3 separate regions of the Mus musculus genome follow, and regions 2 and 3 are each linked to region 1. A link is a loop called in an ENCODE intact Hi-C map of the cell type or tissue named here. Cell type or tissue: gastrocnemius. All regions are shown on one strand. Each heading gives the region's core, and the rest is flanking DNA. Links, peaks and the distances in the headings are about the cores only. Region 1 holds the start of Trib1 (tribbles pseudokinase 1). Region 2 overlaps Nsmce2 (NSE2/MMS21 homolog, SMC5-SMC6 complex SUMO ligase). Region 3 overlaps Nsmce2 (NSE2/MMS21 homolog, SMC5-SMC6 complex SUMO ligase).

Region 1 (5,276 bases), core at 753-4,752:
CTGTTATGTAAAATACCCATCGGTTCTGTAAACGGAAAATATGACTCAACCCTCGGGTGTCTGCCCCTGATTGGCTCCTGTAGTACTAAAACCCTGCACCTGTGCTGGCTACAGGAATAACGTCAGCCTGCCATTGCTTAACCCTCGGGTTACCAAACCCTATGCCCATGACACTGGCCTGTGCAATGCAGATTTCAAAAGCCGGTGAGGAGGTGTGTAGTGCATGTTTCAAAAATAGGCATCGCCATTATCAAAGAAGCACACACCGGCCAGGAACCGGACACTTCTTCACGGCAAACAGTTTCTCTTTGCTAATCCTGTGTGTTTCGATGGTCAGTGCAAGGTCAGATACAAACACACACTTTGGGGAACCTCTGTAACTGTTTTAGGGGGGCCCTGGTGTTACAGGTAAAAGTGCACAGGTAGGGTAAGTCCTGTGTAACTGTATTCGAGAAAGTAACTCACTCCCACAGGACAATTCTACAGACAGGCAATCTCTATCTTCCCACCACGGACGGAGTCTGGCTGCAGAATGAAGTGTGGTATAGCTCAAGCTGCTTCCTGGGTTCTCTTGGTGCAGCCTCCACTTCAGATCTTACTGTCTCCTTATTTATTCCCTTATCAAGCACATCTTGTCCTTTGTGAGGTAAGCCAGGAACTATATTTAGCAGTGCACGCTAGCCAACTTCCATTTATTATTCAATGTGGTTATTTTCTGAAGATGGAGCTGATGAGATGTCTTTAAAAACTCACCAGAGAATGGGAACCAACTACTGGGAGGGGTGGGGTGCGCCCAGGCTCAAACAGAACGGGAGTTTGGTGTGATAGGGATGGTTGTTATTCTGCCAACACAACAACACAACTAGCTCTGTAAAGTCTTCTAGGTACAGCAGAGGCAGGGCACGGAAGTAAGAATTTGAGCACCTCTTGGAGTCCACTTGTCCTTGACAAGTGGACACCTTTTCCCCAAAAGACTGGCCTTTCTGACAAGAGGAGATAAACCTGAGCCTGAGACAGGGGCAGGAAGGGCATCCTGTCAACAGGTAGCATCAAGAAAAGCACCAACACACCTCTAGGCTTCCCTATGCTGCGTCCAATAGAGCAGAGAATAAACTGGGGTTGGCCATCACTTCCCAGATGCAGGACTTAGTACTAACAGCAGAGAAGACCTGAGCCCTTGGGTTTATCTTGCACCTAAAGGCATGACCTGTGCCTTTGGGGGTTTTGTTTCATTTTGTTTGTTTGTTTCATTGTTTGGGGGGGTGGGGATTGTTGCTGCTGTTGTTCCAAAAGGCCACCAGAAGTGCTGTGTCAGCTGCCTACCTCTCCTCGGTGGAGAAGACGAACTTCCTGAGCTTCAGGTCCCCCAGCACGATGGCCGACTGGTGGCAGTGGGCGACGGCGGAAACAATCTGCTTGAAGAGCCGAGCGGCCTCCTCTTCCCGAAGCCGTTTTCGGCTCCGCACATAGGAGTGCATGTCTCCAAAGTCCTTCTCGAAGAAGACGTAGGCCTTGCTCTCACCAAGGAGCACCTCCACAATGCCAGTGATGTTGCTATGGGACGGCAGCTGGATGTAAGGCCTGATTTTGTCCTGGTAGTGTTTAATGGGGAATTCCTGTGGGGAGAAAAGTGACCTGTTTAAGGAATGAGAAAGACAGAGGGCCCGCCTCCAAGGTCCTATCTGAAGCTGGGCTGGAGTTCTCCATCTTTGGGCTTTCAATGGCAATAAGCCCCATTCATATATTCTTTTCTGGGTAGCCCCTCAGAGCTCCAGCTGTTAGGATACCCTTACAACAAACCAGCTACACTTTGGGATCTGGGCTAGCACACTCCCAGAGCCCACCCCCTACTGTAGGGTGACTAGAAGAACTCCCTTCTGCAAATGCTTTTGTCTTTTAGGGGGCCATCAGCTCCTGGGAGCCAAGCAAGCCCAGCTCCCTGCTGTAGCTCTTCCTAGCAGACAGTAAGTAGCTAGGGGAAGGTACCCCCGGCATCCCTAAGAGTGAAAAATCAACAGCTAAACATGCATGCATCTCCTGCGAACCCAGGAGGCTCAGCAGAGCACAGTCAAAGAATGTGGTGACTTTGCAGCCTCCACGGGAAGCTGAGGCAGCAAACACGCAGAGCTGTCATTAGTCAGAAGGAACTGATGACTTGGAAGGAGAGACTGACAAAGCGGCCTTATGCAGCCTGCCTATGGCTGAGACTCAGGTGGAAGCAGCCTGTAGTTACCTTCTTACAGGAGAGGATAGGCACCTCTATAGGTCTTCTCTTTTTTCCTGTTTGTTTCCTCGACCCCCATCCACCCTGGTTGGCCCCCCTCCCCAGAACGGGTAGCAAATCCTCTAAGAAGCTGGCTGGTCTCTTTAAGGGCCTTTTGTTCAGCCCGGTTACTCATATCCTAGACGCAACTGGAAATGGTGACACACGGGCTGTCACCATCTGGATTCGGCTATTATCTGCTCAGAGGAACTGGAAGGGGTTGCACAATGACCCAGACCAACCCCACCTCTGAGGTGGCTGCTCTAGTACCAACTTGGGAAAAAAATATATATCTGCTGCCTTCTCCTCCCGCCCCATCCGTTTCTCTCCCAAAACTGTTCTCATCCACCAAGAAGAAAGAGTTTCTCTCTGTGCTTGACCACGCATCAGAGATTTCACGAGAGTGGACAGTAGGTGGCAGCAGCAAACGGAGAGGTGGGGCGCTCACGTTGGGGGGGGGGGGGGGCGGAGGGGGGCTTTCAGGTGAGTTGTTGGAAACCCAGATGCCACTTTTAACTGCAGGAGAATGAAAGGAGTCAGTGGGGCTCTCAATGGCCCAGAGATGGGGTGTCCGGCTCACGAAGAGCACACTGCGAAGCAGTCCTGGGCTACGCGCTCTCCCAGACCGGCCATCCTGTATCTAGTTGTACTCCTGTTAATGTTGCAATGAAAATCGCCGGCTCAAACTAAAGCAAGTGGAAGCGAGCCTCTGGAAGTTTTCCAATACTCCGATGCTGGCCAGAAGCCTTCCCACGCTTAAGACCACCCCATCCCAACACTTCCTGGGGTGGGCTGTATGCTGGTCCCAACAGGAGTTCAAGCCCAGAAACCCCTAGGTAAAAAGAAGCCCGACTTGGTCTATACAGAACCCATGCCGCGAGCCTCGCGCAAAGAGCTTGCCAGTTGCTCCAAGTCCCGAGGAGGCACACACTGCAGGGCGTCCTTCCAGGACAGGGGGAGGAGGGGGATGAGAGCAGGGCAATGGCATGGCCCTGGAACCCATTGCAATTCCAAACTTAAATGGAACGCCACGCGCTAGCAATACAGAGCGCCAAAGAAAAGAACAGAGATAAAAGAACTGAACCCTGCACTTCCTCTAGACCGCCTAACCCTCACCAAAAAACACTCCACAGGAAAGCACTCAACCTCCAAAAACACGAAGCTGACCAAAATACCCTCCTTATCCAACTAAACGCCCTTATCTGCTCTGCCAAACCCAAGCGCTGGCGGGACTGTGATCCCGGTGGGCCGGAACCTAGGCACTTCTGTGGACGATCCAGACCCGCAACCTCCGCCCCAGGATGCTTACCTTGCAGCGCAGCTCGCGGCCGGTGTGGATGCACAGTGCCCGGGACACATGCTCGCGCTCAGCTAGGGGTAGCAGCAGGTAGTCGGCGATTCGGCTGGGCCCGGGTGAGCTCACACAGCTGCCGCCGGTCCCCTGCGTGGAGGGCGGAGGCTGAGGGCTGCAGGGCGAGCCAGGGGGACTGAGGTAGTCGGGGGGACTCGAGCACTCAGAGAGGCGCGGACACTTGGCCGCCACTGCCCCCGCGTCGTCCGTGTCCAGCAGGCGTTTGGCCGGGGTTCCCCGGGCAGCCGGAAACAGTAGACCCGGACCGCGGGGCTGCGAGGCGCCGCTCAGGGCAAAACGCACGGGACCGACCCGCATCGCGGCCCTGGCCGGAGCGGCCCCGGCTTTGTAAATCCCTGGATCTGCGCTGTGACTTCTTCCAGTCGGCGGGATGGAGTTTGCAGATAGAGCTTGGATCGGTCCCCAAGAGGAGCCGTTCCAGGACGCTGGCGTTGTCCACCAGAACCACGTTGGCCACGCGTCCAAGGGTGGGAGGCCGGCTAAGGTCTCCAGACCCCCACAGGCACCAGGTCTGGGCGCCTCGTTGGCGGTGGCCGCCGCTATTGTTGCCGAGGCTGTGGATAGTCCGGGACGTGGAGACGGCCCGAGTTCCCGGGTGTTGAGCCTCGAGGACAGGATTCCACAGGCTCCTCGGCTTCTCCGAGCAAACGCACTTCCCAAAGCAATTAGTCTGGCGTAAAAGCCGGTACAACTTTTCCGCGCCGCTCGGAATCCTGCGCGCTCCTGGGCTCCAGGCGTGTGAGCGAGCGAGACGCGCTCCAGGAGAGAGAGAGAGAGTGACCGACTATGAGTGTGTGTGCCGCACTGATCCCGGCCAGTGCACTCCTTCTCCTTTTCCTCCACCTCCTCCGCCTCCCGGTGACTCACGCTGTATACACACACACACTCACAGCCCGGGCTGTGTAAACAGTTGGGAAGCCGGGTTGTGCAATGAGGTGGCTGCGACGACTCCGGCCCCGTCGCCCGGCTTGCAGTCACCGGAGCGGAGGGAGGAGACTAGGGGGGAGGGGAGGTGGAGTTGGAGGCTGGAACTGTAAGGGGTGGCTGGAGGCCTGGGGATGCTCCTGACCGCGCGCGCCGAGGCGCAGGTGGGAACGTCCTGGGACGCCTTGGGCGCGCGCACACGCCCCCCGGGTTGGGCTGGGCAGCAGGCTGCGCGCGCCCCACCGCAGGCCCGCGGGCCCGTAGCCCAGGGAGGGGGCGGAGGCAAAGCTCCCGTGACGTCAGGTTCCCGGGGAAGTGGGCGGGAGGGGCGGGGCAGCAGGGGCGAAACGACCGCTGATTGGTGCGCGCGCATCATTCACACAACACAATGGAGCACCGAGCTCCCGGCGGCCGCGCGCGCACCTCCTGGCTGCGCACCGGCAGCTGGCTGAGACCCAGTGGTCACGCCTTTATCCTAGTGGGTCCCCCCCTCCCCGCCGTTCTGCACTTTGGGGAGCTCCCGGTGGAGCTGTGGGCGCCGTCGAGTCGCGGCTGCAGCCGGAGGAAGGGGCGAGAGGAAAGGTGATGAATTCCATTATCAGTCATTCACCCCCACGCGGTAGTTCCGGGGAAGACCTGTGCGTGGTAGTGAATGTGGCTTTTTTTTTCTTCCCCTCTTTTCCTGCCCCCTCCCAACTCTAATCCCCAGCGTCTGTT
Region 2 (5,276 bases), core at 419-4,418, 62 kb after region 1:
TTCAATGAGGTCTTAGGTATTACTGAGGACTCCAGGAGCTGTTTAAAGAGATGGGTTGTATGTATCAGTATTTACCACAGTAGATATTAAGACTGAAGAATTAAAAAAAAACATACTTATTGCTGTATTTAAAGATAATAGCAACACTCCCATTGCATGTCAATATAAATAACATTTATTTATTTATTTTAATGTACACTGGCATTTTGTCTGTATGTACGTTAGTGTGAGGGTGTCAAAAGCCCTGGAACAGGAGTTACAGATAGTTGTGAGCTGCCATGTGGTTGCTGGGAGTTTAACCCAGGTCCTCTGAAAGAGCAGCCAGTGCTCTTAACCACTGAGTCACCTCCCGCTACAATTTTTTTTTTTTTTTTTTTTTTTTTTAATAAAGACAGGATTTCTCTGTGTAACAGCCTTGGCTGTCCTGGAACTCACTTTGTAGACCAGGCTAGCACTGAACTCACAAAGATCCCTCTACCTCTGCTCCTAAGTGCTAAAATTAAAGGTGTGAGCCACCATACCCAGTTCATATAAATAAAAAATTTAAAATTTAAAAGTAATTATATTTCCCAGGACAAACCAGAGAATGGCATCATGTTTTTGGATTTGTAAATATCTTAAATGTTTGGTTTCATAGAAGGCAGCTTCTAGAGACAGCTAGATTTCAGTATCTTTCTGGCATCTAACCCCGTGAAATACCATGTTGGGGAATCTCAAGGACGTGAAAAAGCATGCCATCACATTGCTGCTCTGAAGAGAGCTGACCCAGGGGGGCGGGGGGGGGGCACCTCAGCTCCTAGCCTGCACTGAGAATGATGCACAGTGAGTGTGAGGTTGTGAACACAGAGCCATCTGCTTCCCCTCACTGTGTTACACCTGTCCTTTAGTGAGGAAAACAGGGGACAGGTGAGCTCCTTTCTGAAGACAGGCTACAGGCCGAGTCTCCCTAAGCTGCAAGTCTGAAATCTGTAATACACCAAACCTTACAACATTTTGCATACCGACATGACACCAGACACGGACAATGACACTGTGAGACTTTGCTTCATGGATTAAAATACTATATGACATCAGAGTCTGTTTTAGCTTAGGTGGTTATTTTCTGGTGAGGACATTCATCTATTTAAAATACTGTATAAAGTTGTTGTCTTCAGGCTTTGTGTAGAAACTGTATGGGATATAGTTAAACTTTCTGCTTGGCTTGTATCCTAGCCTCAGGTTATCTCACTATGTATATGCAAATGTTTAAAAATCCCAAACCACAAACACTGTGGTCCCAAGTATCTCAGGTAAGTCATCTTTAGTCTATACTTGTCAACTGTCTGTCAATGGCTTATTCTTTCCTCCTTTTCTCTGTCTTTTTTCTTTTTCCTCTTCCTTCTTTCATGCTGGTAGAATAATATAGACCTAAAACTGCTTTCTTGTCAAGGTGTGGGAAACAAGCCCTTGACAGTCAGAAACTCCAGCAGGGTCAGAGGGGTTTGTAAACTTGTGTGTTACACAACTACTTTGGGCCTCCCTTTAGGGCAGGTGGAGTGTCTGTCTGTTTGTCTGAATGTCTGTCTATCTGTCCTACTAAGGCAGGACAAGGGCATGGAATTTTTGTTCACGGCCATTTGGTTGGAGGCCAGAGATTCTTCCCCAACTGCTCTTTTAGAGGGGCCCCCTTTCTTTATTGGACCCCTTTACTTGTATGGTAATTTCAAGTCCCTAAGCCGACACTCACTCCATGAAGGGAGGATAAAGATGCTGGACTCCCAAGCAGAACTCTGGAAAGCATACACAGCAGGGTAGTGTCTGTGATCTTAGCCCTTTCCAAGGGTGTAGAGAAGCATCAGAGATGCTGGACACCATCAACAGATGTGCATCTCTGTCTCAGAACTGGAACTCTTTCTGAGCGTCAACACAATGACTTCAAAGTTTCTGATTTCAGATGGAGTAGGGATGCCCGGCTGTACTTGTCTGTCCACGTGCTCCCAAATCCCAAACCAGTGGTGCTTCTTCTGGTCTAAGGCACTACAGACCAGCAGCGGGTAATCCTTTATTCTAAGCAAGTCAGCTGTCAACTTAAAAATCAACTCATGTCAAAGGCCTGCAAATAATATTATTTGCTTATCCTTAGTAACCGTTTATTTAGTAATTAACAATATTTCATTTGGAATCGATACACAGGCTGGATCTATTATTTAATGTAATAAATTATGCAAAGATTACTGCTTAGACACTAACAGCCAGTGACAAATCAGTTATTTTCAGCCATTCTATTTTCAAAGCAAAATTGCAGAAAGTTCAAAACACCTGTCAGCAATAAAATGGTGTTTAGCATGTAACAGTCTGTACATGTTTGGTACATGTTTGTTTAGTATGATACTGGGGTGGGCCTTCTGCTCACACTGCTCACACCTACGAAGGTCTGCATGTTTTCTGAGCCCTGGGCTTGGTGTTCACTGTATGAGAGACTCCTTTATCAAGTACTGACTCAGGAAAGTGGGCAGGTAATGTAGAAAGGTACAGGGGCGGCAGGGAGCCCCGCTGCCTCTGGGACCCACGCTGCCTATGGGACCCTCTTTGCAAAGCCTCCTCCTGTGGGCTGGTGACTCCTCTGCCTGATTTCGTGTCTGATAGTCAAAATAAAGTAGCTCCTTGTGAATTTCTTACAGAGTTTATTCTGAACCAATGGCAGATTTCTGACTATAAATATTACAGTGTGGAATTCACCGGAAAATCTGTTAGACGTATTAACAGAGTTCAGCCCACGTGAAAGACTGTGGGTTTGTTGGTCTTTTTCTATTTTTAAATTTCAAAAGGTGGAGGAAGCAAGAAAGCATAACTCAGATGCAATGCCAACCGCTAGGGAGGCCGAGCAGGGAACTAAGAGATGGCAGAGATCACGAACAGGGAGGTAACGAGAGAGAAGGGTGAATGCCAGCCGTGAGTAATAGCCCACAGACCGAGAGAGTCTAAAAGAGGAAAGATTGCAATAGCGACACTTCTCTAAAGAGAGCATTTCCTCACCCTTCACCTGTATTTATAGAAAGTGACATTAATGCTGGGATTCTACAAGGTGCTCACAAAAGGTCGCATCTGGCAATAAATATCACTTCTGGTGGTTTACCTGGTCTCCAGGACAGAACTGCATGGTACGTGTGGTAAAAGGCAGGCGGGAGAGAAAGGCACAGATCTGCCAGAACCACAGACATTTGGAGAGTGGGGTTAGCTGCCAACCAAAGTCTTACTTATCCCAGAACATCAAGAGCCAGACAAAGCATAGCTTGTGCTTAAAACTGTCCAGGGTGCATGTCATTCTACGTTCTCCCGATGCATCCTCTGAGCACTGTGAACAGTGTGCTGCTTCTAGAGTGTTCCATTGCCAGGTGTCTCATTAATACTAATAATAGCTCACTTACTGAAGACTGCTCCAGTGACTTGATATTATTTCATTTAATACTCACATAATACCCACGATGGACTATATTGTTATGTCTAGTATATAGACAAGAATAAGTCTTTAAGTCCCATGATATTTCAAAGGCAACTGTAGAAACTAGACCTTTAATAAAGGAGCAGCTGGATTAAGCCAATGTAATCTTTATTAAAGAATCACAAAATAGTCCTGATTTTGCATATATAAGCAAGCAAATGAGATGTCATGTTTCCCACACTCCTGGGTTCTGCATATATGAATTAAATCAGGCATAGAGATGAAGAATGTTTAGAGAAGCAACTGTGCCTGTCCTGAACATGCACAGAACTTTTCTTCTTGTTACTGATCCCTAAGTAGTGCAGTGCCTCTGAGTATAGCATTTACACCAAATTGGGTATGGTGAGTAAACCCAGAGATGACTTAAAGACTCTAAGAGGGAGTGTGTTCTATGCAAACACTTGCCATTGTGTCTATGGTACTTGAACATTTGTGAAATTTGATATCTCAGGCATCCCAGAGATAACCCCTCACAGATACTGAAGGATGGCTGGATGTCGTTAGAAGCATATGTTAGCTGTTAACGTCTAACCAATGGGCAGGCCTCAGAACCCCAACCCTGCATCTAGATGCCTGGGTTCAGGAAGCAAGCACTGTGTGTGTGGAGGAAGAAAGCCTGCCAAAAACTAAGATTACAGTGGAGGGATGTACAGGGTAGGAGTCAGGTAATCAAATTTGGTTGCTTAATTGATGTCCCCCCACCCTCATCTCTAAGACAGGATCTTATGTCCTGGAGGATGATCTCAAATTTACTATGTAGCTAAGGATGACCCCGAACTTTTTGACTTATTGCCTCTACCTTCTGAGTGAAAGGATTACAGTTATGAATGAAACATGCCTAGTGTATGTGGTACTGGGCTTTCTGCAAGGTAGGCAAGCTAGATCCCTAAACCTTGAATTTTCTCATATATTATTATTATTATTATTATTATTATTAATGTGTGAGTGCATGCCACATGTGTATGTGTGTTCTAAGAGGCGAGAAGAGGACATTAGTTGGAACTGGAGTTATAGGTAGTTGTAAGTCTGCCAAGCTCAGGTCGTCTGGAAAACCAAGAAAAGCTTTGAACCAATGAGCCACCTTCCCAGCGCTTGGGGGTGGGGGATGCATACACATCTCCCTCCTTCCTTGATGCCACAGAATGAGCACCAGAGGAAGCAGGAATGATGCAAGTGTTTGAAGGAGGATTTTCAAAGTTAAATACTTGTGACACACACAATTGAGGACATGACAGGGTGGGCACTGCATAGACCAAGATGTCAGTTTCCACTGTCAAAGCTGAGGCCTTTGGTCTGTCTCACACTTTCCTACCATCTAATTGCTCAAAGCTGAACCCACGTGATTCACTCTGAATACTCTGCCTGGATCTCTAGTGAACCCCAGTTCAAGCCCTGACCACCTTCTGCCTGGACAGCCACAGTTCCTCCTGGCAGGAGGGGAGGGCCGTGCCCCACAGCACCCTTCAACCTCACCGACACCAGTCACCCATCACCTGGTCTCTGTGAGCAAGGCAAATTCCTTCTTGTCTCTGGGTCCCTCCAATAATCTGCTGGGGGGATGTTCTTGCCTTGGCTTGTTCCACTCTTTCTTGTCATTTAAAATGTCATTTTAAATGTCATCTTGCAGAGGCCTTTTCTGATGTACCAAGCTGAAGAAGTCATTGATGCCTAGCACTGTAATGGTGCTCTGAGGGACACACCCCCACACGCACGGCATTCGAGAGTGTCTTTCTTCCTCCTTCCCAGAACCCTCACCTTCTCCAGGAAGACAAAGCTTTTGTGGTCTTATTATGGT
Region 3 (5,276 bases), core at 897-4,896, 130 kb after region 1:
CAAATGAACTACACCTATAATGCAATGCCCTTCACCAAATTGGATGTTCTAGTGTTTCTAATTATTTCTAACTAAAAGTGTTTCCTCAATTAGTCAACAAGTTGCTACTAAATCAAGTGCCTGAAATAAGTAATCTACATAATGTAAGGGTTTTTCCTGTCTGGGCCCCAAACAACTACTAAAAGCACAGGTGGGGGGTAAAAGTATCGCTAGAATGAGTCATCAGAACCGGTTTATACTATAACCAGCTGAACTTTAAATAGAACCTTTTTATTTTAAAATGAGCTTAGCACAACCATTTCTAAATGGTATTTTTTGTCTTAATACTGTGTACAATGAGAGGCAGTATGCAATGTTCACATTGTTAAAAAGAAAATCCTGATTGTTGGAATGGCTGCAGTCAACCCAGCTGTATTGTCTCAAATAAGCAGATGGCACAAAGGCTAATAGAGCGTTCAGTGAAAGAGCACAATAGGGCTAGCAGCTGCTGCAAACACAGGACACCTCCATGACACTAGAACAGCTCTGACAGTCCAGATCCACTTCCCGCATCTAGAAAGGCGGTTGCTGAGGAGGTACTGGGGCTTAGTTCTCTCTCCTCAGAAGCCAAAGGTTTATCAGGAACTCTTACCAAGGGTGGGAAGGGTTAGCGCTTGGCGAGCTTGCAATATCCATGTTCCTGCCTGTGCTACTAATAAGGAAGTGCTGAAAAATCACCATCACCATGTGTTAACTCAGAGCTGGGGGCGGGGGGGGGGGGGTTACACAAACAGTTCTCAGCTATGTGTCCGTCAACAAATCATCAACAACTACTCGATGAGAACAGAAAGGTGGTTTCTGCCCTTGGGGAACTTATTCTGAGATAGGAAATAAGAAGTGACAAACGACTGGGTGTGGTAGCTCATACCTGTAAAACTCATCACTTAGGGGACCGAGCCAGGATTGGCTTGATTTCCAGGCCAGCCTGGGCTACACAGTGAGACTTTCTCAACAAAACCAAACCAAAACAGAGACAAATCACACCAACAAACATGGTCCCTGTTCCAAGATCACTAACTTATGAACGGGGCCCCATGACTGGACTCAGGTTACCAAACCACCCGGCTCCTACGAGGTGACTTTCACAAGGACAAATACTTTCATGGCTGACAAAAGATCACTTTAGTCAAAGAGGGAGAAGTGTTAGAATTGTAGAATGTCCCTAGCCAAGCAAGCTCTCTACTGAAATGGCAGGTGAGCACGGGAAGCAGCCAGAGCTGTGCTCGTGTACACTGATTTCCTGACAAGGTTGGATGACACACTAGACTATTTTTAAAAATTATATGCTAGGATTTCAATCTGACTAGTGATTCAACTCAACTTCAAAAAAGAAGGAAGCTCACAGCAGTCTTTCTGTCTTGCTAAGCTTCTGCTGTTCCTGTCAGTCAGTCAGCGCCCAAATCCCAGACCTTTGCATTTGATGCAAATGTAGGCAGTCCTGACATGACTTACTCCTGGCCAGAGACTGCATTCTCTCTCTTAATAAAATGTGTGTACACAACAGACCTCACTATACATTTATTTCAGAGAAGACCTACGATGGTCCCCGAACGCTTCAGTAATGAGACCTTTCCATAAGAAAGCTACTTTTCTAACATCAGCATGGAGAAAGTTAAGGTTCCTGCGGCCCACCAGCCATGTGCTTGCACAGGGGAAAACCCAAGCCTTGAACTATCTCAGAGCTCCATCTGTTCTAACCGCCTCAAGCTACGGCTCAGCTCCCAGGTGCACCGAACCACATCTATCAAAATATTTACCCCTAAAATAACTTTGTAATAAGAGCGGAATGTCCTTTTTGATGATTTCCTTTGAAAAATACATACGTATTTAACCGGCAACTCCAAACTTTCAGAGAGGGCAGATTCCATGAATCTACGTAATAAAAGCCTCCCTTCACACTGTTATAGTTGCTCTACTATGAAGATTTACAAGCACAGAGCTTTATATGGCTTACATTTCCACATTTGTCTGTTTTGACTCTTGGCCTCCATATGATGGCAAGGATAGAGTGAGCCTTTAACAGAAATGCCACACTAAGGCTACAAGCTGCCAGTGAAAGCTACAAGATCTCTTGGCAATTTTTGGACAGGTTCAGGTGAATTTCAGCATCTGGGACTGGCATGTGTATTACAGATGGAAAAAGCAAAACAATACCCAAAGAAAGAGAAAAGCGGTCCTCCCAATTGAAGCAAAATCATACCAAAATCTACCCACCTCCCAGCCTCGGCCCAGCACTGAGGAAATACCTCTGCCATACTGTCAAAGCATAATCAGTTCCTAAAACAATGGCTCAGCGTTTGAGTCACCCAGAGCGTGAAGGGCAAGTGAAAGGTCAGTTCCGGCATGCTCCCACAAAGCAAACACGGAGCTTGAGCCAGCACCAGCCAGGCCTTGGCATGGCAACCACAGGGCTCGCTCACTTCAGCAACCCATGGGTTCTGCCCTCAGGCTTCTCCAGACCCCCCCCCCCCCCCACACACACACACACACTTCCTCTCCTCCAAAGGAACCAGGGAAAGCTGAGAAGCAAACCTGAGAGGAGGGCCAGGCCTGCTCAGAAGCAGCCCTCCATGCCACTGGAGAACCCAAAGATGGTGCAGTGCCTCCAGAACCAGTGGTCCTAGCTCCCAGAAGCTTCTGGAATTCCTTATGAGTACTTACTAGAACACCTTTCTTTCTCCCCGCCAGTCATTTCACTATAATCAACTAAAATCTGCACATGGTGGACACTGACAATGGATTTTTAAAGATCCCAAGTATGCTTATTATTTTAGATTCTCTGCCACTGACATTATATTTAACATCAAAAGTTGTACTAAAAAGTCAATTAAAATAATTTTCTAGCCAAAAATTTTTCAAAGAATTTTTGCGGATTTTTTGTCTTGGAACTCTTGGTCTTGGAACTCTCGGTGGCTGGCTATTCTTTTAATTTACAGTCTGCAGAGATGTCTTAGTAAGCACATGCGAGTTAAGCACTTAAAGAAGATGACAAAATCTTTGTTTATATGCAAACATATGTATGTATTTATCTGCAAACACACATTTAAACCTGTGATTGCTTTTGAGGTCTTTACAAAGAGGCTTCTCAGTTAGTCACCATATTCGTCATATCTAAGGACTACCAGTGCTTGACTGGAAGAGGCAGACAGGCTACTGGAGAAGGGGAGGCCCTCTGCAGGGAACAACAGAAAGATGCAAGTGAGATCTGAAGAACAGCCTAGTGATGAAGACGTTACCAGACTCATGTCCCAGAGCCTCCAACTCAGCAGACGGGAAATGGTCACTACGCAACAATCCCTTATGTATGTCCAACAAGGGTCACATAAAAGAAGAAACACTTCCACCCACCTGAGGAACTCATAACTTGTCTGAGGTTATAGAGCTAAGACTGGCATATGGAGTGTGAGACAGAAAGTGAAAACTGTCAAAGACCCCACATACCAGAAGCCCTCATGTAAGCAGTGGCAAGGAGGAGGGCGTAATGCACCTGGCACAGGAGCCACGCACAATGTCATTTCTGTAGAGACGCCCATGAGTGAACAGTGCCATGGAAGGCTAGGGGCATACTAAGGCTTTTCAGAAGTGACGGCATCGAGCAGGCTTGTGAAAGACAGGAAGTTCTTCCCCCTACAAGCAGAGTGACTTCTATGAGTTTTCTCTGCACATACGTATCAGGGATGACAGCACTAACTTCACTGGGCTTCTAGGGATGAGAAGAAAATAGACGCTGATGAATATACACAATGAAACCTTAAAAAGGAAATGCGTACATGCACATAGAACAGCAGCAGGGTCCAATCTACTCTCCTTTGTCTTTTGGCTTCTTCTCTGTTCAAATGTTCGTGGGCTTTCCACCATGGCAGACACTGTACCAGGCACTGTGTACATCATCAGGGAAAATACATGAAACATCGTTGTGTGCTCTTATCTAAGTGATATTCTGTAGCCAGAGATAGGAGGACAGCGGAGTGGGCAGAAGATGCAGTGTGACCAAAAGTAAAGCAAGAAGTAGGGCCTCAAAACAACCAGTCCTTTGCTCTGCAGAAGCAAGCGAGAAGGGGACTTGCCATCAGAGGGACTCATGGAAGGCCGCCAGGGAACAGGAAACGGGCTCAGCAACAGTATGGCAGAAGAGAAGATCTGAACGAGTTTAGTTTTGCTCCGCTGGTAAGGGCTCCCTGGAAGACTATAATGAAGCCATGCCTGGCAATGGCAGCTCACAGGGTTGGGAGCTGGGCAGATTAGGTGATCTTTGTCTGAGCAGCCAGTCTGTAGAAGGCTCAATCTGGAAGAGCTTGTGTTTCAGTTAAGAGTCCTGGAGCACTGGAGCAGGACAAAAGACAGGGGCTGGCTGGACCGATGGCACAGTGGGAGGTGAGGTGATCAAAGGAGCACAGAGTGCTGGTGACTGCTCTAGTAAATGGGCCAAGTATGCAGTGTAGGTTGGGCTGAATCACCGAGATGAGCAGCAGAGAACCAATAAATAACAGCTCCTGTCTTCCCTCCTTCCTGAGAGCACTGGAGGTCCATGTACAGAACATTTTGGAGGCCCAGGAAAGGAATGCAAAACTGGAAGAGCCAGGAGGGTGAACACCTACCGTGGCAGATCTTGGACAGTAAAATGAACAATAGAAATGACTAGGATTCAGAGGGTCAGGAGGTCGTGAGGTGAGGCTAGCCCACTGATCTGCTTGGCTATAACCTGGTCACAGCCTATGGACGACTCGGGAGAAGCAGAGAGTAGTATCTCTTTCCTGGAGTTCACAGCCCACAGGCAACAGTGTTTTAACCTTTAACTGTAATATGGTGATAATCGTGGCCAAGAATCAGGCACAGGACAGCCGGGGCATGACGGGGGAGCAGGTGATAATACGAGGGAAAGCAAGAGAAATTTCACAGAAGTTCCATCCAGTAAAGGTTGTATCAAAGGATGTTCAAATTTCCAAACGATGTTACTCTAGGGAGAGAAAGAGCGTGTGGGAGGGAAATGCATGTGGGTCCTTGACACCAGTTATGATGCTCAAAGCATCCAGAATATAGACAGTGATGGGGAAGACAGCAGAAAAGATGAGCCAGGCACCGAGGCTACCTACGGGAATTAATACTGCTTTCATTTTGGACAAATCGTCCTAAAAATCTTCAACAGCAAGAACAGGGACAAGTAAGCTCTTAACAGAGTTCTGCCAATGGTTATGGATGGAGACCTAAGATAGAGTCATCCTAAACAGAAACCAATA

What was found. Hi-C counts contacts between places; a loop is a spot of excess contacts. Peaks named below come from ENCODE experiments on the same cell type or tissue, not always from the same donor. Only the 100,000 strongest peaks of a DNase experiment are listed, where the experiment ranks them.
Region 2: it touches region 1 in a loop (2.3-fold over the local background); 9 of 42 quality-filtered maps call a loop at or near these places.
Region 3: a loop joins it to region 1, with 2.1 times the contacts of the local background. A loop is called at or near these places in 12 of 42 quality-filtered maps.

The regions. Positions count from the first base shown.
Region 1 is chr15:59,647,819-59,653,094 of GRCm38, reverse strand. It overlaps Trib1 (tribbles pseudokinase 1), which reads right to left and starts at 4,441. Exons shown (of 3, transcript NM_144549.4): 1 at 3,573-4,441; 2 at 1,324-1,616. The coding sequence starts at 3,932. In gastrocnemius, for the core only: a CTCF peak has its summit at 2,652 (motif pointing right); DNase peaks (open chromatin) are centred at 3,154, 3,667, 3,876, 4,045 and 4 more places; H3K4me3 peaks cover 4,000 bases; H3K27ac peaks cover 4,000 bases.
Region 2 is chr15:59,585,938-59,591,213 of GRCm38, reverse strand. All of the region lies in intron 4 of Nsmce2 (NSE2/MMS21 homolog, SMC5-SMC6 complex SUMO ligase), which reads right to left. Among named protein-coding and RNA genes, the nearest start is that of Gm36677, 30 kb to the left of the region's middle. In gastrocnemius, for the core only: a CTCF peak has its summit at 2,826; no DNase peak of the experiment used is centred there; H3K4me3 peaks cover 967 bases; H3K27ac peaks cover 2,161 bases.
Region 3 is chr15:59,521,321-59,526,596 of GRCm38, reverse strand. All of the region lies in intron 4 of Nsmce2 (NSE2/MMS21 homolog, SMC5-SMC6 complex SUMO ligase), which reads right to left. Among named protein-coding and RNA genes, the nearest start is that of Gm36677, 94 kb to the left of the region's middle. In gastrocnemius, for the core only: no CTCF peak of the experiment used is centred there; DNase peaks (open chromatin) are centred at 2,427 and 4,153; H3K27ac peaks cover 1,763 bases.